Linked DNA regions of Homo sapiens: all the other regions are linked to region 1. The links are chromatin contacts, found by Hi-C or POLR2A ChIA-PET in ENCODE. All regions are on one chromosome and are shown on one strand. Each heading gives the region's core, a stretch centred on a gene start or an enhancer-like site at or near the end of the contact. The rest is flanking DNA. Distances are from core to core; before and after follow the strand shown.

Region 1 (2,932 bases), core at 303-2,802:
GTTATTCCTGTCATAGTGTTGTTAGCTGGTTTATTTGTAGTCTCAGTTGTGTAATTGCTTTATACAGTGAGCTTTGTCTACTTATGTATGCTGTTATGATGGTGAGTATCATCCTTTTGTTTCCATTTTTATAACTCCTTTGAGAATTTTTTTGTAGGATTTGTCTAGTAGTGGCAAATTCCCTCAGCATTGGCTTATCTGGGAAAGGCTTTATTTCTCCTTCATTTTTGAAGCTTAGTTTGGCAGAATATAAAATTCTTGACTTACGTTTCTTTTTTCTTAAAGGAGGCTAAAAATAGACCCCCAGTCTCTTCTGACTTGTAAGGTTTCTGCTGAGAAGTCCACTGTTAGTCTAATGGGATTTCCATTATAGGTGATTTGACACTTCTATCTAACTGCTTTTGAAATTTGTTCTTTCATGTTGACCTTGAATTAATCTGATGACCATTCTTTGGTGAATGTGCATCTTCTGTAGTATCTCTAATGGGTTCTCTGAATTTCTTGTATCTGCATATCTACATCTCTAGCAAGTTTGGGGAAATTTTCCTGAATTATTTCCCTTAAATATGTTTCCAAACTTATTTTTTTTCTTCTCCCTCAGGAATACCTATAAGTCCTAGGTTTAAATAATCTTACATTTCTCAAAGGCTTTATTCTTTTTTAAAAAATTGTTGTTTCTTCTTATCTGGGCTAATTCAAAAGACTAGTCTTCAAGCTCTGAAATTCTTCTGCTTGGTCTACTCTATTGTTGAAGCTTTCAACTGTTTTTTGAAATTCCTTTAGTGAACTTTTCATTTCCAAAAGTTGTTGTTGTTGTTTTGTTTGTTTTTAATATATCTATCTCATCTTTCATCTCCAGAATTACTCTTCTGGTTTTTTTGTGTTGGTTTTCAACTTTCTCTTGGCTCTCATTGAGCTTCCTTACACTTCATATCTTGAATTCTTTATCTGTCATTTCAAAGTTTTCATTGTGGTTAGGAGCCATTGCTAGAGGGCTAATGTGGATGTCACAACATTGTTTCTTCATGGAGCTGGAGTTCTTGTGTTGGTTTCTTCTCATCTGTAGAAGCGGTCACTACTTATTTTTGAATTTACTTTCATTTGCTTGGTATTTTTTCTTCCCTCCCCCACCTTGAGGATGTGACTGTTCTGTATGTTGGTTAAGTTCCTTTGTCTTGGCTTCTCTGTAGTTTTAGGGGGCCAAGGCTTTTATGAATTACTTGGTTATAGATAGCTTTAGTGTAGTGGTTTTCTCAAATGCTAGTTGTTTGTAGGTTGTAGTAACAGTGTGCTGGACCAGTGGTCAGACTCACTGTCTCCTACAGAGAAATGGGGAGGTGGAGGTTTCAGGAGGCTTATCTCATCCCCCACCGCTGTATACTGTCAGCAGGAATTACTTTGAGTTATGCAGTTCACCCTACAGGCCAGTAGGTGGCGCTTGCAGTTGAGAGGCAGTTGCAATAATAGCAGTGGAATTTTTGGCCTTTGTTGATGTGGGGAAATACCAGGGTTTCCCTGGCCATGGGCGGGATTCCCAGGGATCCCGTCCTGCACTCTGCCACCACCCTGGCTGGGGGCGGCAGAGCTGGGTATGGCTGGGTCTGGCAAGCCCGTGACCAGGCTCTCCAGGGCAGGTACAAGCACCAACCTTGGCGGGGGTCTAGGGACACCTCTCAGGCCACTGGGACAACCCTCTAGTGTGCAGCACAGTTGCCTTTCCTGCGCAACAGAGTCTCTTCAGTAGGAGGAGCAACTGGGATGCTTAGCCCAGCAGGTAGCCCTGGAGACTGCCAGCTCACACTCCCCCAACCCTGTGGTTCTCCCTCCAGCATCCAGCCCTAGCAACTGGCCCAACCAGCTAGGCTTCTCCCAAGTCATCCGCACTGCCCTGAGCTCCTGGTACTCAGGACCTCAGGACTCCCTGCAACGGAAACCAAGGCTATCAGGCCACACCCTTCTGGGTCTGGTCTCACTAAGGGTGGGGCACCCGGCTCCCATGCCACCCCTTGAACCTGCGCCACACTCTTTGCTGTGTTCAGACAGTGGGGGCTCCTCCAGTATTTGAAATCAGGCCACAAGTCTCATCTCCATAGCCCTGGGCAGTGTGCTGCGTCCTGGGGAGCTGAGACCAGGCCTCAGGGTCAAGCCTCAGCTGTGGTGGGGGACACTGAACTGCTCCCAGGCTAACAACAAAACACTTCAGGTGGGACAATGCAGGCTATTAAGCACATTTTTTTTAAGTAGGTTTGAGTCACTATAATTGAACAGGATTATTATGCGTGTTCTCTTTATGGTGAGTAGAGCCATATAATCATGTGTAGTGCTTCAGTTATCCCTTATATCAAGAAATAATATCATTAATTTAAAACAGAACTAAAAATAATGGCAGAATTACATTCCTTTTTGGTGAGATTAATTTAGCCTACCCTGGTTGGTTATGCCCTAGTCTGAAGTAAATGTAATTTACCCCAAACCTCCAGGCTTCAGGGTCTGCCCAATTTGAGGCCTTCAGGGCCACATGGAATCAAAAGCCTTTTTGTGTGAAGCCTTGGAGCCCACCTGGTACACGCTGGGTAGTGGGTTGCAGTGGAGAAGAAAGGCAAGCAGAGCCAGGGCGGGGAGCCCTGGTTAGATCCTGGCTCCAGTACTTTCCACCTCTGTGACATCGGGCAAGCTTTCTGCCTTCCAGAAATAGCTCCACCTCCTGTCAAAGGGGCAGAGACATGTGCGTGGAGTTAAGGCTTCCTTTGCCTTCCTGGCACAGCAGTCTTCCTGCTTTCTCCTCAAGGCCCCTCGGAGGCCAGGTAGGGTAGGGTAGGTCACCCAGAACAGGATTTCATCCACATGCACAACCTCATATCACGTCTTCGGGACCTTTTGCCTGCTTTGATAATTTCTCTTACCCTGTGAATGCCTCCACTTGGCCCTGTGA
Region 2 (2,932 bases), core at 234-2,733, 380 kb before region 1:
GGTGTGCTCCTGGGGGAACGCAGGGTGATTCCGTGCCATGTTATTTCCACCACTGAGACAGGCCCAGGATGGAGATTGTCACCTGGAAATCCAGAAGTTTCACTGAAGATGCAAAGGTGTTCAAAGCTGAAGAGTCAGGAAGTGATGAACTTGGCTCCTGCTCATGAGTGATTAGGCCAAGCGCCCAACCGGGGCTCTGGTTAAGTAAGAACAGGGGGAAGTAGCTCCTGCAGGGCTGGCTGGAGCCCACTCTCATTCCTAAAGGAAAAAGCCATGTGTTACAGTGGTTGCACTCAATTTCCAGACCCTTCATATAGATGCAGAGACCTTGAGGAGCATAAGTGAGGTACAAAGGTGAAATTCTCAGCCCGTTGCTGTCCATGCATTGCTGTCCCACCCATGTCCTTAGCAGGGGCTCTCTGGGTCTCCTGAGGACAGGGTCGGTGGCTTCTGCCCAAGCCCCACCCTTACACACAGACCCCCTGCTTCCTCCCCTGGCATCTGGGTACCCCACACTGCAGACTGTGTGGTGGGCCAGCCCTGATGGAGAGACCCGCCCAGGAAAGCAAAGGGCTAGCAAGGCACGCGGTGAGTTGGTGGCAAGACTGTGGCTTCAGTTGGTGCCTCTCCACTCAACTTGGAAAACACCGAGCTATGTGTGTTTCCCCAGACACACCATGTGGACTCTTCCATGCTTTGCACTAGAACTCCTATTCATCCTCCAAAGCCCAGCCACGTCCCATGGGAGACCAGGCATCCTCATGCCGCTGCCCTGTGGAAGGTGGCACCTCAGGTTGCTGTGGCACCTCAGGTTGCTGTGGCCACTGCACACTAGAATCCACGGGCTTCTGTGACTTGGCACTCTGGGGCCAGGTCTCACTCACGTGGGGCCTTTAGGCCTAGGAACACAGTGCTAGCACTATATGTGTTTTATGAAGGGAACTGAGCAGGCTGCAACATGACCTGAGGCAGATTCTGATGGAGCAGAGGGCAGACGGTTCCAGACCATGGGGCCTGGCACGATGTGAGTGGAGGGGAAGGCGGATGTGCGGCACCAGAACAGGGAAGGGTCAGACAGAAGATGGCCTTGGGCTGTCAGAACTCAGCAGAAGGACCAAAGTGCCAGGGACCAACTGCCAGGGTTCCAGGAGGCTGAGAAGGGTTCAAAGAGGATGTACAAGAAGGGCTCCAAGTCGAGCATCCCCACCCCAGTCCTGTCCCAGAGCCTCTGATGGGCTCAGGAAGTCAAGGCTCCTTCCTCCCATCTGACAGCGTCATTACTAAGGAAGGCGGGGACTGATTTTTCTATTTTCCTGCACTACGCCCATTTCCTAATCTGCAGCTGGACCCCGTGGCCAGGGCAGTGGCAGTTTGGTCTCTGTTGTGGATTTCTAGAACAGCACCTCATTCCTAAGAAGTCAGCTTGAAAAGGAGTTTCCTGGCACAGGTTGTCATCATGCAGCTGCTCCCATGCCTCTACGGGGGACTGCGGGAGAAGCTGCATCCCCAGGCTGCCGCTCACCCTCTTGACCAAAGCCCAGGTGGGTCGGCCCAGCAGTGGCCCTCCCCATGCCTTGCCAAGCCTTGAGGCAGTGAAATGGATCAACCCCACAGCCCCTGCCTCAGGTAGAAAGCTCCGAAATGACCCACTCATCCCATGACTAATGAGCACATGCCCGATTGTGGGGAGAAACAGAGCCCTCATATGAGGTATCTCAGAGGACCTGGACAGACTCCAAATTGCAGTGAAGGGGGGTGGCCAGGGCGGGAGAGTGGAGTCATTGGCGGGTGTCCAGTCAAAGGGCACAGCAGGCCAAACTCCAGGCCTGGGCAGGGAGGCTGAAAGCAAGGAGAGCATCGGGAGCCGTGAGGTGGGCGCTCAGAGTGAGGGAGCAGACAAGCAGCTCGGAAGGACCTGTGAGCAGTGAGGCCGCTGGACCTCCAGGACACCCACAGCATGGAGGGAGAGTCACGGGCGCGCCAGAAAGGCTCTGGCCTGGAAATCCCATCAGAGTTTTCATCCCGAATAGTGCATGTCCTACAGCAAACGAGCCTGCCGTGAAGAGCTCCTGTCCCCAAGCTGTGATGTAGGCAGGACATTCACCACCCCAGATTGCCCTGTGGCTGGCTAGATCCTGGATGACAGAGCAAAGCAAGACCAAAGGCCGAGTGGCTGCTCACTGAAGGCTTGTTTTCCAAGTGCTGAGAACAGTGGAATTTTACAACTCCTTCCTGCCCTGAGGGTCTACCTGCCTGTGTGGCATCCTTGTCCATACTAGGGCAAGAGGGCAGGTAGCAGGAGCCACCTCTTCTTCTCCTTCTCCTCTTCTGAGTTTACTTTGCCTTTTTTTTTTTTTTTTTTGGAGACAGAGCCTTGCTCTGTCACCCAGGCTGGAGAGCAGTGGCGCAATCTCAGCTCACTGGAACCTCCGCCTCCCAGGCTCAAGCGATTCTCCTGCCTCAGCCTCCCGAGTAGCTGCATTTTTATCTTCCCTTATATAAATCAGAACCACATGAGTAGTTAACCTCAACAGGCCAGACAACTGGGATTCCTAAAAGTTCTGATGATTCAGCCAAGTGGAGTTCACAAGCCATTCCTGGGACAATGCCAAGACACTGGTCCACGCGCTCACATACGTGGTCTCCTAACATCTGCTTTCCCCATTTTATAGCTGAGCAAGAGGCCCCAAGACATGTAGTTACTTGTCCGTGGTCACACAGCTGTGTTCCCCTCACACTGGTGTGGCCCCAAATCTCACTCTCCCCTCATGGTACCCCAGGAAGTGTTTCTGTCTCAGGAGACAGAGGCACGAGGCATTTTTTTGTTTTTGTTTTTGTTTTTTTGAGACAGTGTCTTGCCCTGTAGCCCAGGCTGGAGTGCAGTGGCGCAGTCTTGGCTCATTTCAACCTCCACCTCCCGAGATCAAGAGAT
Region 3 (2,932 bases), core at 292-2,791, 330 kb before region 1:
AAGCTAATGAAGAGGTGGCGGTCAGCCTTCTCCACATGGAAACCCCTTAGTTTCACTGGCCATGGCCAGAAACCTGCAGTTGCTTCCATGTTTACCTGCTTCCCACCAAGGGTCCCAAGTTGGAAAGGAAAAGAGAGAGGGAGAGAGAGAGAGAGAGCCCCTGAATGGAGCAGAAAGGAAAGGGAGAAAAATGAATCCCAAACTTTGGGCTTATCTCTTCCTTCTGGCTGGCTCGCCAAAATATGTTAATGGTGGAAGGTGTCTAGGCTCTTGACGTCCTCAACAAAGAGTTGGACAAAATGCACAAAGCAAGGAGGGAAGGGTTTTATTGAAAATGAAAGCACACTCCACAATGTGGGAGCGGGCCTGAGCATAGGGGATCAAAGGCCCTGTTACAGAGGTTTTTTGAGTTTAAATATCCACTAGAGGATTACATTGGTGACTTGGTGTACACCCCATGTAAAGGGAGAGGATGAAATAAAGTTACAAAGTCATTTATAGTGTATGCCCTATGGAGAGGATATTTCCTGTTATAGCTCAAGTGTGAACTAGCCTCATATTCTCTGCCTCCAGACCCTATTTTCCTGCCTCGTTAGGACAGCTATGTTATTGTGGCTAGGCCAGAAGTTCCTGCTCATCCCTCACTGTGGTGTAAATGCTACAACATCCTTCCCACTTCACAGATGAGCAAAGGCAGTCTCAGAGACATTGAGAGACATGCCTGGGTTCACACTGTAAAGTTTTTGCAACGCAATAGCTTAAACATTAAAAATATTGATTTAACACGTTACCATTTTTTATGTCAGCAATAAGGGAGATTTGCATAAAGGAGTCAGATGTTCCTTGTACTAGTTTTCTGTTTGTAATTTTTGTAGCTTTGACATTATCTCCAAATTAAAGTTTACAGAAAAAGTGATCATGTTTTGACTCCCACTAAAGCCAGCCCTCGGGCTCCATGCTTTTCATGCATTGTCTGCAATTCTCCTATGGCTTGCACGTGGACATCAGTCCACTCCACAGATGGGGAAACTGAGGCTTGGTGTAGGTGGGCAACCTGCCACAGGTCCTGATGGAACTGGTTAGGCGTCTGCACCCAGGTGCCTGTGCCTCCCAAGCCCATATTCTTTCCATCCCCTTGAGTGGCCTCTGTAGTCAGTCTTCAAAGACCTGTCCTTTAGGGTTTAAATAAAGTGTTCACAATTTGGGACTCAGTTGTCCTGTGTCCCCAGATTTGGAAACCTCTCCCTGTTTGGTGCCTTCCACCCTTCAGAAGTCAGCTCAGCCTCTCTCTTCAGAAACAAGATCTGAAGTCCTCATTATCCAGCAAAGATGAGGAGGAGGAGGAGGAGGAGGAGGAGGGGGAGGGCCAAGAGGAGGTCTCAGTGGCTTCACTGATGACAAAGAGGCAGCTGGAGGCTCCCTGAAGAGACCAAAGCCCAGGAGCAAAGGCTGGAAACCTTCCAGAAGCGGAACCAGAGCCAACAATAGAGGAGCAGCAATTAAAACTCCACTGGCCTGGGCCCAAGGGGCGGCACCTCCCAGTGCCTTGTGCCTGCCTGGGGAGGTCCTGCCTGCGGAGATGACTCAGCACAGCCCAGGGGCAGGCCTGCAGCGACCTGTGGGGCAAAACCCAGAGCAGAGGTGGGGCCATTCAGCACCACTTTCCCACCCAGCTGAGAGCTGGCAGACCACACCAGGCACCACCACCAGGCTTCCTGCAGGGCAATGCAGGCACCAAGAGAAGAACCCCAGCGGTGGACACATCTCACTCATTTTAAAGCTCTAAACAGAAGTCGTTGTTTAATCTCCCATTGAAGTTGGATTATCTCTGCTTCTGCTAATAAAAGCTGTCATTTATGGAGCACTTACACCAGCAACATTTTATCAAAGGGAATATGATGTTCCTCATGTTGAAGGTGAGGCTCGGGTCATTTAAATAATTTTCTCAAATCATGTGGCTAAGAGGAACAGAAACTATTGCTTACACAAAAATCTCCTTTATACCAAATCTCATGCTTTTGACCAGTGGTCAGACTGCTGGTGTTGGTCTTCACATGTGCTGCAGCCTACATGGTCGGGCGTCCAGCCCTCCCATGGGTCGAGTCCTCATTCTAATCTATCCCTTAGGGGCTGTGCACTCATCTGGCCACTCTGGTCCTCTTGAAAGGCTTTGCTGGTTGACTCACACTCCGCGGGTTTCCTCCTGAACGGCACACATTTTGGCGGCTCCCCTCCCCTCCTCACCCTCTGGGTGCTGGATGCCCAGGGCTCCCTCCCAGCCTTCCTTCCATCCCGGCCCTCACTCCCTGCCTTGGTGTTCTGGCTCACTTGTACCCATAGCTCTATGGACCCTCTCCCCCAGCCTCTCAGCCTCCCTCTCCAGTCTGGACTCAAGATTGGAATCTCTGCCAGGACATCTTGTAACATCTCAGACCTCTTTTTTTTTTTTTTTTTTTTGAGAGTCTCACTCTGTTGTGTAGGCTGGAGTGCGGTGGCATGATCTCAACTCACTGCAACCTCTGCCTCCCAGGTTCAAGAGATTCTCCTGTCTCAGTCTCCTGAGTAGCTGGGACTACAGGTGTGCACCACCACACCCAGCTAATTTATTTATTTATGTTTTGTATTTTTAGTAGAGATGGGGTTTCACCACATTGGCCAGGCTGGTCTTGAACTTCTGGCTTCAAGTGTTCTCCACCTGCCTCAGCCTCCCAAAGTGCTGGGATTACAGGCGTGAGCTGCCACACCCAGCCTCTGACCTCTTATACTATCTCAGACCTCATGTGCCCAGGCCAGAAGTCTCCACTTTCTCCCCCACACCTGTTTTTATGCCAGTATTTCCCATTGCAGTTAACAGCGTCAACTTTACTCAGATGCCCAAGCCCCAACCTAGGACACACCCTTAATTTCTACTTTTTCTTCACCTGCCTCCTCC

The links. A loop is a pair of places that touch in the nucleus more often than their neighbours do. ChIA-PET counts read pairs that join two places held with the same protein, here RNA polymerase II (POLR2A).
Region 2: a map of Caco-2 shows a loop between it and region 1 (2.1-fold over the local background). The contact joins two enhancer-like sites. A Hi-C loop is called at or near these places in 1 of 168 maps with a recorded cell type or tissue (Caco-2). POLR2A ChIA-PET finds 5 or more read pairs at or near these places in 1 of 52 experiments (AG04450).
Region 3: a map with no recorded cell type shows a loop between it and region 1 (5-fold over the local background). The contact joins two enhancer-like sites. A Hi-C loop is called at or near these places in 1 of 168 maps with a recorded cell type or tissue (transverse colon) and 1 of 37 single-sample maps with no recorded cell type. POLR2A ChIA-PET finds 5 or more read pairs at or near these places in 2 of 52 experiments (K562 and MCF 10A).

Annotation. Positions count from the first base shown.
Region 1 is chr7:50,631,596-50,634,527 of GRCh38, reverse strand. All of the region lies in intron 7 of GRB10 (growth factor receptor bound protein 10), which reads left to right. Among named protein-coding and RNA genes, the nearest start is that of DDC, 68 kb to the right of the region's middle. Within about 2 kb of position 1,552, at least 3 of the 41 ENCODE cell types and tissues checked have a DNase peak (open chromatin) inside an H3K27ac peak, as active enhancers do.
Region 2 is chr7:51,009,107-51,012,038 of GRCh38, reverse strand. No RefSeq gene overlaps it. Among named protein-coding and RNA genes, the nearest start is that of GRB10, 230 kb to the right of the region's middle. RefSeq lists an enhancer at 1,858-2,359. Within about 2 kb of position 1,483, at least 3 of the 41 ENCODE cell types and tissues checked have a DNase peak (open chromatin) inside an H3K27ac peak, as active enhancers do.
Region 3 is chr7:50,961,745-50,964,676 of GRCh38, reverse strand. No RefSeq gene overlaps it. Among named protein-coding and RNA genes, the nearest start is that of GRB10, 180 kb to the right of the region's middle. RefSeq lists an enhancer at 1,044-1,559. Within about 2 kb of position 1,541, at least 2 of the 41 ENCODE cell types and tissues checked have a DNase peak (open chromatin) inside an H3K27ac peak, as active enhancers do.